2 separate regions of the Homo sapiens genome follow, and region 1 is linked to region 2. Evidence: chromatin contacts called from ENCODE Hi-C or POLR2A ChIA-PET data. All regions are on one chromosome and are shown on one strand. The core of a region is the stretch at or near the end of the contact, and the rest is flanking DNA. Distances in the headings are between cores, read along the strand shown. Region 1 overlaps PSTPIP2 (proline-serine-threonine phosphatase interacting protein 2). Region 2 holds the start of ATP5F1A (ATP synthase F1 subunit alpha).

What was found. A loop is a pair of places that touch in the nucleus more often than their neighbours do. ChIA-PET counts read pairs that join two places held with the same protein, here RNA polymerase II (POLR2A). Pooled maps may share reads with other maps.
Region 1: a loop to region 2 is called in a map of naive thymus-derived CD4-positive, alpha-beta T cell, with 7 times the contacts of the local background. The contact joins the enhancer-like site here to the promoter of ATP5F1A in region 2. A Hi-C loop is called at or near these places in 1 of 168 maps with a recorded cell type or tissue (naive thymus-derived CD4-positive, alpha-beta T cell) and 5 of 50 pooled maps. POLR2A ChIA-PET finds 5 or more read pairs at or near these places in 8 of 52 experiments (AG04449, BJ, CD4-positive, alpha-beta memory T cell and 5 more).

Annotation. Positions count from the first base shown.
Region 1 is chr18:45,994,759-45,999,879 of GRCh38, reverse strand. It overlaps PSTPIP2 (proline-serine-threonine phosphatase interacting protein 2), which reads left to right. Exons shown (of 15, transcript NM_024430.4): 7 at 346-444; 8 at 1,041-1,086; 9 at 2,052-2,131. Among named protein-coding and RNA genes, the nearest start is that of EPG5, 30 kb to the right of the region's middle. Within about 2 kb of position 2,104, at least 3 of the 41 ENCODE cell types and tissues checked have a DNase peak (open chromatin) inside an H3K27ac peak, as active enhancers do.
Region 2 is chr18:46,096,159-46,100,845 of GRCh38, reverse strand. ATP5F1A (ATP synthase F1 subunit alpha) reads left to right here and starts at 2,550. Exons shown (of 12, transcript NM_004046.6): 1 at 2,550-2,674. The coding sequence starts at 2,615. RefSeq lists enhancers at 2,885-3,034, 1,951-3,150, 3,125-3,184.

The DNA.
Region 1 (5,121 bases), core at 855-3,354, 100 kb after region 2:
AGGCGTGAGCCATGGTGCCTGGCCTTAATTTTGTCTATTTCAAATTCCATCTTTCGTTTCAGTCCATTTTTAAAGCTCATGTACTTTATGTTGCCAAATAGGAGCTATTACTTCCTTGATCAGGTTGCCACTATTACATAATTTGAAAAAGGGCTAGAGAGAGAGAGTGAGCTTTCAAAGACTGATAAGAAAAAGCATCTGCCCTCTGGGAGCCCATGGCTTAGTGACAATCAGAGCACTAATCAGACGGCCCTGTCCATGCTGGACTTCCTGGGCCAAGGGGGCTGCATTTCATGGTTACACTCTGTTCATTTGTTTTGGTTCTCTTTGTTCATAATGACAAAGGCAAAGAAGAACTATGAGCAGAAATGCCGGGACAAAGATGAGGCAGAACAGGCCGTCAGCCGGAGTGCCAACCTGGTGAACCCGAAGCAACAAGAAAAGGTACCCAGGAGGGCTAACAACCCGAAAAATCTGAGACTGACCTATGTCAGGCTAAAGCCAATTATGAATCTTCATAAGAAATGAACCTGTATCCTAAACCCCTGGAAATATCTTCCTTCATGTATTGGGGGTCTTCTGAACCTGAAAAACCACTGCCACATATTTGGGGGTTAGGGGAAGAGCGACAGAAGCATGGCTATGAGGGAGGGAGATGGGGTGATAAGAGGTTGGAGGGATTTCCCAGTTGTTGTCATTTTTCTTAAAGACTCAGTTCATGTATTCTTTGTAGTCAGGCTGCCTTTTGCTTGGGTGGATTACAAATTTAACTTTGTAAAATCTAGATACAAGATTTCTGCAACCAGAGGGCTGGGTGTGTCTTTAGGAAGACACTGGGCAAGATGCTTTATGGATATTTTCCAAGATTGATAAGATTGCAGGGCACGTTGAATGATTTGCTCATGAGGGAAATGTACACAGGACTTGCACTAGACCTGGTCTCTTCATAGTTACTGCTTTTCAATCTGTTTTGCCTGTGGAAGCCTCGTCCAGCATTCCCAATGCTTGCTCTTTTTTTGTTTGTTTGTTTGTTTTCACAGCTTTTTGTGAAACTGGCAACTTCAAAGACCGCAGTAGAGGACTCAGGTGAGGGGGCAGTTCCTACGGATGGGGGAGGGTTGCTGGTGGGGTTTACGTTATCCTAAATGTGTCCCTGAGAAAGGGAGTTTTATATACCTTAAAGAGAGAATATATGGATATTCAGCAGGATTAGTGAGATATCTGAAGGGAAAAAGGGAGGAAGGAAGGGAGAGAGTAAGGAAGGGAGGGAGGAAAGGAAAGAAGAGGAGAGAGGAAGGGAGGGTATATTAGAACCCCGGAAGGTGGGAGGAGGCTATGAGGCCACTGTTTCTGGCTTCTGTCTGCTTAGATCTTGCTGCCTTACATGGGAGTGAGATGGTGGAGTCATGTGGTAGCGGCTTTGCAATCAGGTGCTTCCTCTGATGTATTGGGGCATCTATCTAAAAGACCATTTCAGCCCCGGTAGCTCTTATCTGCTGTGAAACAGCCAAGCTGCAAGGCCTTGTTATCACTGAAATCTAAGACCCAAACCAGGCATTTGCAAAAGCTTCTAATTCCCAGAATATCCTGCAGGAAATATCCCTCATGACTGTGGTGGTTATGTACATCTTAATCTCTACATTTGAAACTAAAGTAACTTGGTGCCCCTTTAGGGCTCAAGGTAGTTCTCTTCTCTGCATCCTTCATCAGACAATTTTGAAAATGAAAAGCGATGGGAAATACTGAGGTGGAATTACACAAACAAAACCCTGGCTGAGGTTTCTTATCAGCTTTCACTTCTTCCTTAGAACCTTTCTTTCTCAATGTTAGGTCCAATGTTTAAAAAGAAAGTGATACCCTCCTTTGCCTACTTCACCAAATATGATGAGGGTGAGAGATGCAATAACTCCCAGTGCTCAGAGTCCTGGGGGCCTTGTAAGCTCAGCACAACTCGGATGAGTTTCTTTTGCCATCTGAGACCAGCCTGTGGGTGTATCTGCGAGCCACCTTCCTGTCTAGTTTCTGACCCAGGTCTCTCCCTTCTGTTGCAGACAAAGCATACATGCTGCACATCGGCACCCTGGATAAGGTCCGAGAAGAGTGGCAGAGTGAGCACATCAAGGCCTGCGAGGTACCCGTAACCGGAAGCTGCTCAGGACTGGGGTGGGTGGGTGGGGGTGTGTGTAACAGGAAGCTGCTCAGGACGGGGGGGGGAGGGGAGGAGGGGGAGGGGAGGGAGGGAAGGGGGAGTGGGGCCGGGGGTTGGGGGAGGACGAGGGGGCGGGAGGTGGGTCTTCTGCCCAGAACCTGGAGAGTCTACTTTTGTAGAAATGATCTGCCCGGATTCTCATAGGGTTACAGAGCTTGAGGGCAAATTAGAAATCAGAAATTTGGCCAGGCACGGTGGCCCATGCCTGTAATCCCAGCACTTTGGGAGGCCGAGGTGGGTGGATCACCTGAGGTCAGGAGTTCAAGACCATCTGGCCAACATGGTGAAACCCTGTCTCTACTAAAAATACAAAAATTAGCCGGGTGTGGTGGCGCACACCTGTAATCCCAGCTATTCTAGAGGCTGAGGCAGGAGTATAGCTTGAACCTGGGAGGCGGAAGTTGCAGTGAGCCAAGATAGTGCCATTGCACTCCAGCCTGGGCGACAGAACAAGACTCCGTCTCCAAGAAAACAAACAAACAAAAAAAGAAATCAGAAATTTAAGTGAAGAATGGAAGGAACTGGAATAGTTTTCCCCAAACCTTGTCTGCCTCATCCCCATCCTGACCATGCTGTCCAACAGTTCAAATTTTAGTCTAATGTTGGGTTAGCACAAGCATAGAATAGCTGAATCAGTTAATGGTCGATTAAGTAATTATCTTTGGAGAGCCCGGCCTCAATAGGCTCTAAAGGGAATGCCAACAGCAAGTGAGTAGGCTTTGGAGATTTGTTTGTTTGCTTTTTGTTTTGAGTCTGGGTCTCACTCTGTCGCCCAGGCTGGAGTGCAGTGGCATGATCAGAGCTCACTGCAGCCTGAAACCCCATGAGCTCAAGTGAAGTAGATGGGACTACAGGCGTGCACCACCACGCCTTGTTAATTATTTATTATTTATTTTATTTTTAAAGAGACAGGGACTTGCTCTGTTGCCCAGGCTGGTCTTGAGCTCCTGGGTCTCAAGCAATCCTTCCACCTTTGCCTCCTGAGTTGCCAGGGTTACAGGCATGAGCCACCATGCCTGGCTGGAGGGTTTTCTTTTTTTTTTTTACTCTCCTCATACCTTCAATTTCACCACTGCTCCCTTTCTTTTGCAGCAAATGACCTCACAATTTCCAAGAGAAAATAAAAAACATAACTTGGAAGCTTGCTTAAGTTTCTGTCATCCTGCCTACACATTTTCTTCCAGTGGTTCTCAAAGTGAGGTCCTAGGACTGGTAGCATCAGCATCACCTGGGAACTTGTTAGAAATGCAGGTTCTCAGACCAACCTCAGACCTACCGAATCAGAAACTCTGGGGGTAAAGCCCAGCAATCTCTGTGCTAATAAGCCTTCCAAGTGATTTTGATGGGAATTCAAGTATAAGAATCATTGACAGACACGCCTGCCCCACTCCTTTTTTCCTGTTAGCACAGAAAAGGGGCTGTTCCTTCCTTGTTCAAGATCTTTTTTCATCCAGCTTGCCTTTCCCCACCTTCTTGGGCATGGAGAACTTGTCAACTTCTGTTATCTTGCACACAGACTCAACTCTCTCCTAGCTTTAAAACCCACCAGTTCAGCCAGGCATGGTGGCTGCTAATGCCTGTAATCCCAGCACTTTGGGAGGCCAAGGCAGGCAGATCACCTGAGGTCAGGAGTTCAAGACCAGTCTGGACAACATAGTGAAACCCAGTCTCTACTAAAAATACAAAAATTAGCTGGATGTGGTGGCAAGCACCTGTAATCCCAGCTACTTGGGAGGCTGAGGTGGGAAAATCACTTGAGCCCGGGAGGTGGAGGTTTCAGTGAGCTGAGATCATGCCACTACACTCTAGCCTGGGCAACAGAGTTAGACTCCATCTCAAAAAAACCCAAAAAGCAAAAAACAAAACCAGCAGTTCTTACTTTCTATCTACGACCCCTACTACCCCCGCCCTTCTTCACAGCCACGCTTTTTGAAGGGGCTGTCTCCAAGTCCATGTTGTCCTGACTGCCCCAGCCTGCAGCATCTGGGATTTGCTTCCCTGCAGCTGCTGTCTTGGAGGGCACCAGAATCCCTTGGCATGAGGGCCAGTGGGCCTTTGCAGTTTCTAATCTTATTTGATCTCTCTTTGCCATCTGATACTGTAGGTTATTATGCTTCTCCTAAAACACTGTTTTCTGCTTTACTTCTGTAACTCCACACTCTTAGGGGAAAGCCTAGAATGAGGCCATTTTTTAATAAGGTTTAAAAACATGTAAAGCAATATCATGTACATATACAGATACATATATAGTGTAAAAACCTGCATAAAGGCCAGGTGCGGTGGCTCACACCTATAATCCCAGCACTTTCAGAGGCTGATGCGGGTGGATTGCTTGAGCCCAGGAGTTCAAGACCAGCCTGGGCAACACAGCGAAATTTTGTCTCTACAAAGAAATATAAAAATTAGCCGGGCATGGTGGTAGAGGCTACTTGGGAACCTGAGGCGGGAGAATTGCTTGAGCCCACGAGTTTGAGGCTGCAGTGAGCCATGAGCGCACCACTGCTCTCCAGCCTGGGTGACAAAGTGAGACCCTGTCTCAAAACAAAACAAAATAAAACCCCCCAAAACCAAACAACGAAACAACCCCTTCCCCATAAAAAACAAAACAAAACAAAACAAACCCTGCATAGGAATGATACAATTCAGGATAATGGCTATCTGGGGAAGGAGGAAGGTGATAGAAACTGGGTAAATCACACAGGGGCTTTTACAGAATCTGAAAAAATATGGCTGAAGTTTTTGACAAAGCTAGGTAGTTGGTATATAGGTATTTATTATACTGCTTTCTGATTCTATGTGAAATATTCCATAACAACAATAATGTAATATTATTAAATTATTATACTATGTTATATAGATATAAAAATATTTAGAGGTGAAATAATGCATTTGCTTCAAAATACTCCAGAGAG
Region 2 (4,687 bases), core at 1,301-3,800:
CCGCCTCGGCCTCCCAAAGCGCTGGGATTACAGGCGTGAGCCACCGTGCCCGGCTGACCTAAACCAGTTTTATCTAATTAGCTGCTAAAAACAACCTGCAGTGACTCTAAGGATCGTTTTACCTAGTTGCCATTACTTGCCAATCAAAACTTGCCAGCTCCCCAAAACCTTACTAGTGACAATGAACTTTCTTAAAGAACAATATACAACAGTTCTCTTTTTTTGTTGTTTGTTTTGATATAGGGTCTTGCTTTGTTGCCCAGGCTGGAGTGTTCCGGTGTGATCACAGCTCACTGCACTCCCAAACTCCTGGGCTCAAGTGAACCTCTCATCTTGGCTTCCCAACGTGTTGGGATTACAGGCATGAGCCACTGTTCCTGGCTATATTTCTCTTTTACAAAAATAAAACCTCTAACCATCTGTTTGTTCTTCTGACGTACCAAAGACCACCCTGTTTGTGTGTATGCCCTGAATGGCAATTATTGCTTCCCAAATGTTTTAAATTTATAGATTTGTCTCTGTATTTTATTTTACTTGGACAGCCTTTTTCTTTTTCTTTTCTTTTTTTCTTTCTTTTTTTTTTTTTTTTTTTTTAGATGGAGTTTCACTTTTATTGCCCAGGCTGGAGGACAGTGGTGCAATCTGGGGCTCACTGCAACTTCTGCCTCCCGGGTTAAAGCAATTCTCCTGCCTCAGCCTCCCCAGTAGCTGGGATTACAGGTGCCCGCCCCCATGCCGGGCTAATTTTTGTATTTTTAGTAGAGATGGGGTTTTGCCATGTTGGCCAAGCTGGTCTCGAACTCCTGACCTCAGGTGATCCACCCGCCTCAGCCTCCCAAAGTGCTGGGATTACAGGCGTGAGCCACTGCGCCTGGCTTGGACAGCCTTTTTGTACCCCTGATTCCCAGGAGAACTGCTGCTCTATTTTCCCATGGCTTACCTTGAAAAGAGTAGGATACTAGAGAAAAGGATGGCTAATCACGTGTTTACAAGCCATGTTTCAGGAGATGACCCTTGTAGCCCGGATATTTATTTGCCTCACCAAAATTCAGGTTCTAGGTGTAAGCCAGGATTTGGGGGATGGAACTGAAAATGCTTCTCCAAACGGTGAAAAGCGGGCCCAGCGCAGAGGCTGAGGAGGAAGGATCACTTGAAGCCAGGAGTTCGAGACCAGCCTGGGCAACATAGAGAGACCTCCCCCCACGCCCTGCCCACCACCGCCGTCTTTACAAAAAAATTAGCCAGGCATGGTGGTGGGACCACAGGGGCACAGGCTGAGGTCAGAGGATTGCTCCAGCCCAGGAGTTCCAGGCTGCAATGAATGGTGATAAACCCACTGCACTCTTTCCTGGGCAACAGAGTGAGACCCTGTCTTAAATAAAATAAAATAAATAAATAAAAAAAAAAGAAAAGTGAAGGCAACGTTAATAAGTGTCCACTATGACATAATAATAACCAGCATCACACACACACACAAATCTTGCATATATCACAAAAATCTCAGTATGGTAATTCTGTGGAGAAAAAAAAAAAGCCCATCCAGGTAAGCATAGAAAGTGTTTTTTCATCATCTCCCTTTGACTCCAAATGAAGAAGCAGAGTTCCCAATAGCATGAACTAGATGTTGGCAGAGGAAAAAGCGAGTCCTCGTCCTATCCTGGTGTAAACTTCTGATTCTGGACAATTCTCAGTAGGATTGGCAATGACTCTTCTAGGCCTCCTTGTGATTGTTGATATATTTTTTTTAATTTAAAGTTCCGGAATACATGTCCAGGACGTGCAGGTTTGTTACACAGGTAAATGTGTGCCATGGTGGTTTGCTGTAACTATCATCCCATCACCTAGGTATTAAGCTCCGCATGTATTAGCTATTTATCTTGATGCTCCCCTCCCCCGGTTATCAGGATTTTTAAACAGTTTGCTCTAATTCACTGACAGGATTCTTTTAGAATGAATCTAAAAAAGCTGGGAATCTTTAACCTGAGCGCAGATCGGATCACGTGGAACGGTGCTGGTGTTTGTTAAAAATTCAGATTGCCCCGAATTTTCGACTCAGAGGGTCTGAAGTGGGGCTAAGATCTGCAGATTAACGGGCTCCGTGGGAGGCTCCCTGCTGGTGGCCAGTCCCGGGGTTTAGCTGTTCACTGTTGCTACTCGTGCTAAACCACGGTCTAACACTACCGACACTATTAATCGCCCTGGTCCTCAAGACAGCCGCGACCCCAGACGGGTGAGGCCCTCATCCTCTAGCACCAGATGGGGCCTGGGAACTGCTGCTTAGCAGATTCAGCTACCCACGTGGTCACCCGGGGCAACCACAAGGTCGACTCAAAAGACCAAAATAAATGTATAACGAATGCCAGGACCAAAGCCGGAATATATCTAATCATTCATTTTGAGGTTTAAACTTAAAAATGTTACATAAAAAAATAAGTAACCTGCCAAAAAATGCAGAGTGGCGGCGGGGGCGGGGGGAGAGGTGGTGAACGCGAGGGGCAGTACTTCCGGGTCAGGTGGGCCGGCTGTCTTGACCTTCTTTGCGGCTCGGCCATTTTGTCCCAGTCAGTCCGGAGGCTGCGGCTGCAGAAGTACCGCCTGCGGAGTAACTGCAAAGATGCTGTCCGTGCGCGTTGCTGCGGCCGTGGTCCGCGCCCTTCCTCGGCGGGCCGGACTGGTGAGCACCGAAGGCCGGCATGATGCAGGCGGCCGGGTGGGGCTGCAGGGTGGTGGTGCGCCGGCTCGGGCGCTCTCTGCAGGAGGGCGAGGGGCTGTGGCGAATGCCGCCATCTTGCACCCGTGGCTTCTCCGGCTGGACAGAGCAGGCGACACAGGTGCCCTTTTGCTCGTCACCTGCGCAGAGGCAGAATGGTACAGGGCAGACAGTTAACTCGATGGTGTCCAGAGACAGGGCCTCAAGATTCCTGTCTTCGGCTGACAGCGGCCCTAGAAGGGGGATCTTGGGTGAAGGTCAGGGCTTGGGCGCTAGCTCTCCGAGGCCTGTTCTGAATCGGTGAGGTTCCTCTCTTTCGATTCTTAGGGTCGCGTCCCGCTGAAGGTCAGAAAACTGCTGTCAGCTCTTGTTGAAGCTAGTCAGTGGAGTCTGACATTGTGTGAAGGTCAGCAGGCCCAGCATTTCACCTCTGCCTGGAGCTCAGTTTAGAGGAAAGGAATAAATGAAGGTGGTTTTTGGAATACTTACGTAGGCTTTCTCTTAGTGCTGAATACGAAACGACCGTGAAAACGTCCTGCAGGTGCAAAGAACCATTTCATGTGGCCAGCACTGTGACAACAGTGAAGCTGGTTTCTAAATTGTCTCTCCGGCAGAGTGTGTGCTTTGTGGCACTTGGACGTGTTTAAAGAATTTGTCCTTGAGTTTTCCACCTGGTTTTGAGTAATTTTTAGTGATGGAGAATTCAAGTAAAAGAGAACAAGGTTGGAAAATGGCTGTAAGGATTAATACCCTTCGTTATTTGTTTCCCTTGAAATTAACATGATTTCAGTGTAAACGCATTGACACTGACACTTTTTTTTTGTTCTAAAAGTAATCTCAATTTGAAAGGTGAAATAAACATGTTGGCTGTTTTGCTGCCTTAACAACCGCTGGTAGCATCTTGGGTTTCTGTTAACAAAAAAGCATTTTTAACGGTTTTCATCTAGCTCCTATGGAAGGTAGAGGCTTCAGAATTGACAGTGACCAGTCGCAGTATTACAACTTGAAGGAGAAACTGAAGGAAGTTCCAGGTGGCTGCAGGATTTGTTGAGAGAGTAAAATAAGTCCACATGCCACAACTCTTGGTTTCTAATCTAACTCTAGCATTTATTCAGTTTTTGTTTGCTTGTTTTTTTTTTTTTTTTTTTTTTTTGAGATGGTGTCTCGCTCAGTCGCCCAGGCTGGATTGCAATGGCGTGATCTCCGCCCACTGCAACCACCGCCTCCCAGGATCAAGTGATTCTCCCACCTCAGCCTCCCGAGTAGCTGGGATTACAGGCACCCGCCGTCATGCCCTGCTACTTTTTGTAGTTTTTCGTAGAGACGGGGTTTCACCATGTTGGCTAGGCTGGTCTTGAACTCCTGACGTCAGGTGATCCGCTCGCCTCGGCCTTCTGAAGTGCTGGGATTACAAGCATGAGCCGTCGTGCCCGGCCGCTTGTTGTCGTTGTTGTTGTTGTTGTTTTTAAGTAAAATTGGAACTACTTTGAGTTTTGCCCCTTGTAGGAAGCTGTTTATCTTAGAATTCCTGCAACTCCATTAAAATACATCTAAAGTCAAAATAATAAAAATTGGGTACCTTTAAAGGGAAAGACACTTACATTTTGTTAACAGTTGCTTTTTTTTTTTTTTTTTGAGACGGAGTTTTGCTTTTGTCGCCCAGGCTGGAGTGCAGTGGCGCGATCTTGGCTCACCACAACCTCTGCCTCCCAGGTTCAAGCGATTCTCCTGCCTCAGCTTCCCGAGTAGCTGGGATTACAGGCATGTGCCACCACGCCCAGCTAATTTTGTATTTCTAGTAGAGACGGGGTTTCTCCATGTTGGTCAGGCTGGTCTCCAACTCCCGACCTTAGGTAATCCGCCCGCCTTGGCCTCCCAAAGTGCTGGGATTACAGGCATGAGCCACCGTGCCCTGCCAATAGTTGCTTTTTAAAATACTGACTGCCAGGCCGGGTGCAGTGGCTGACGTCTGTAATT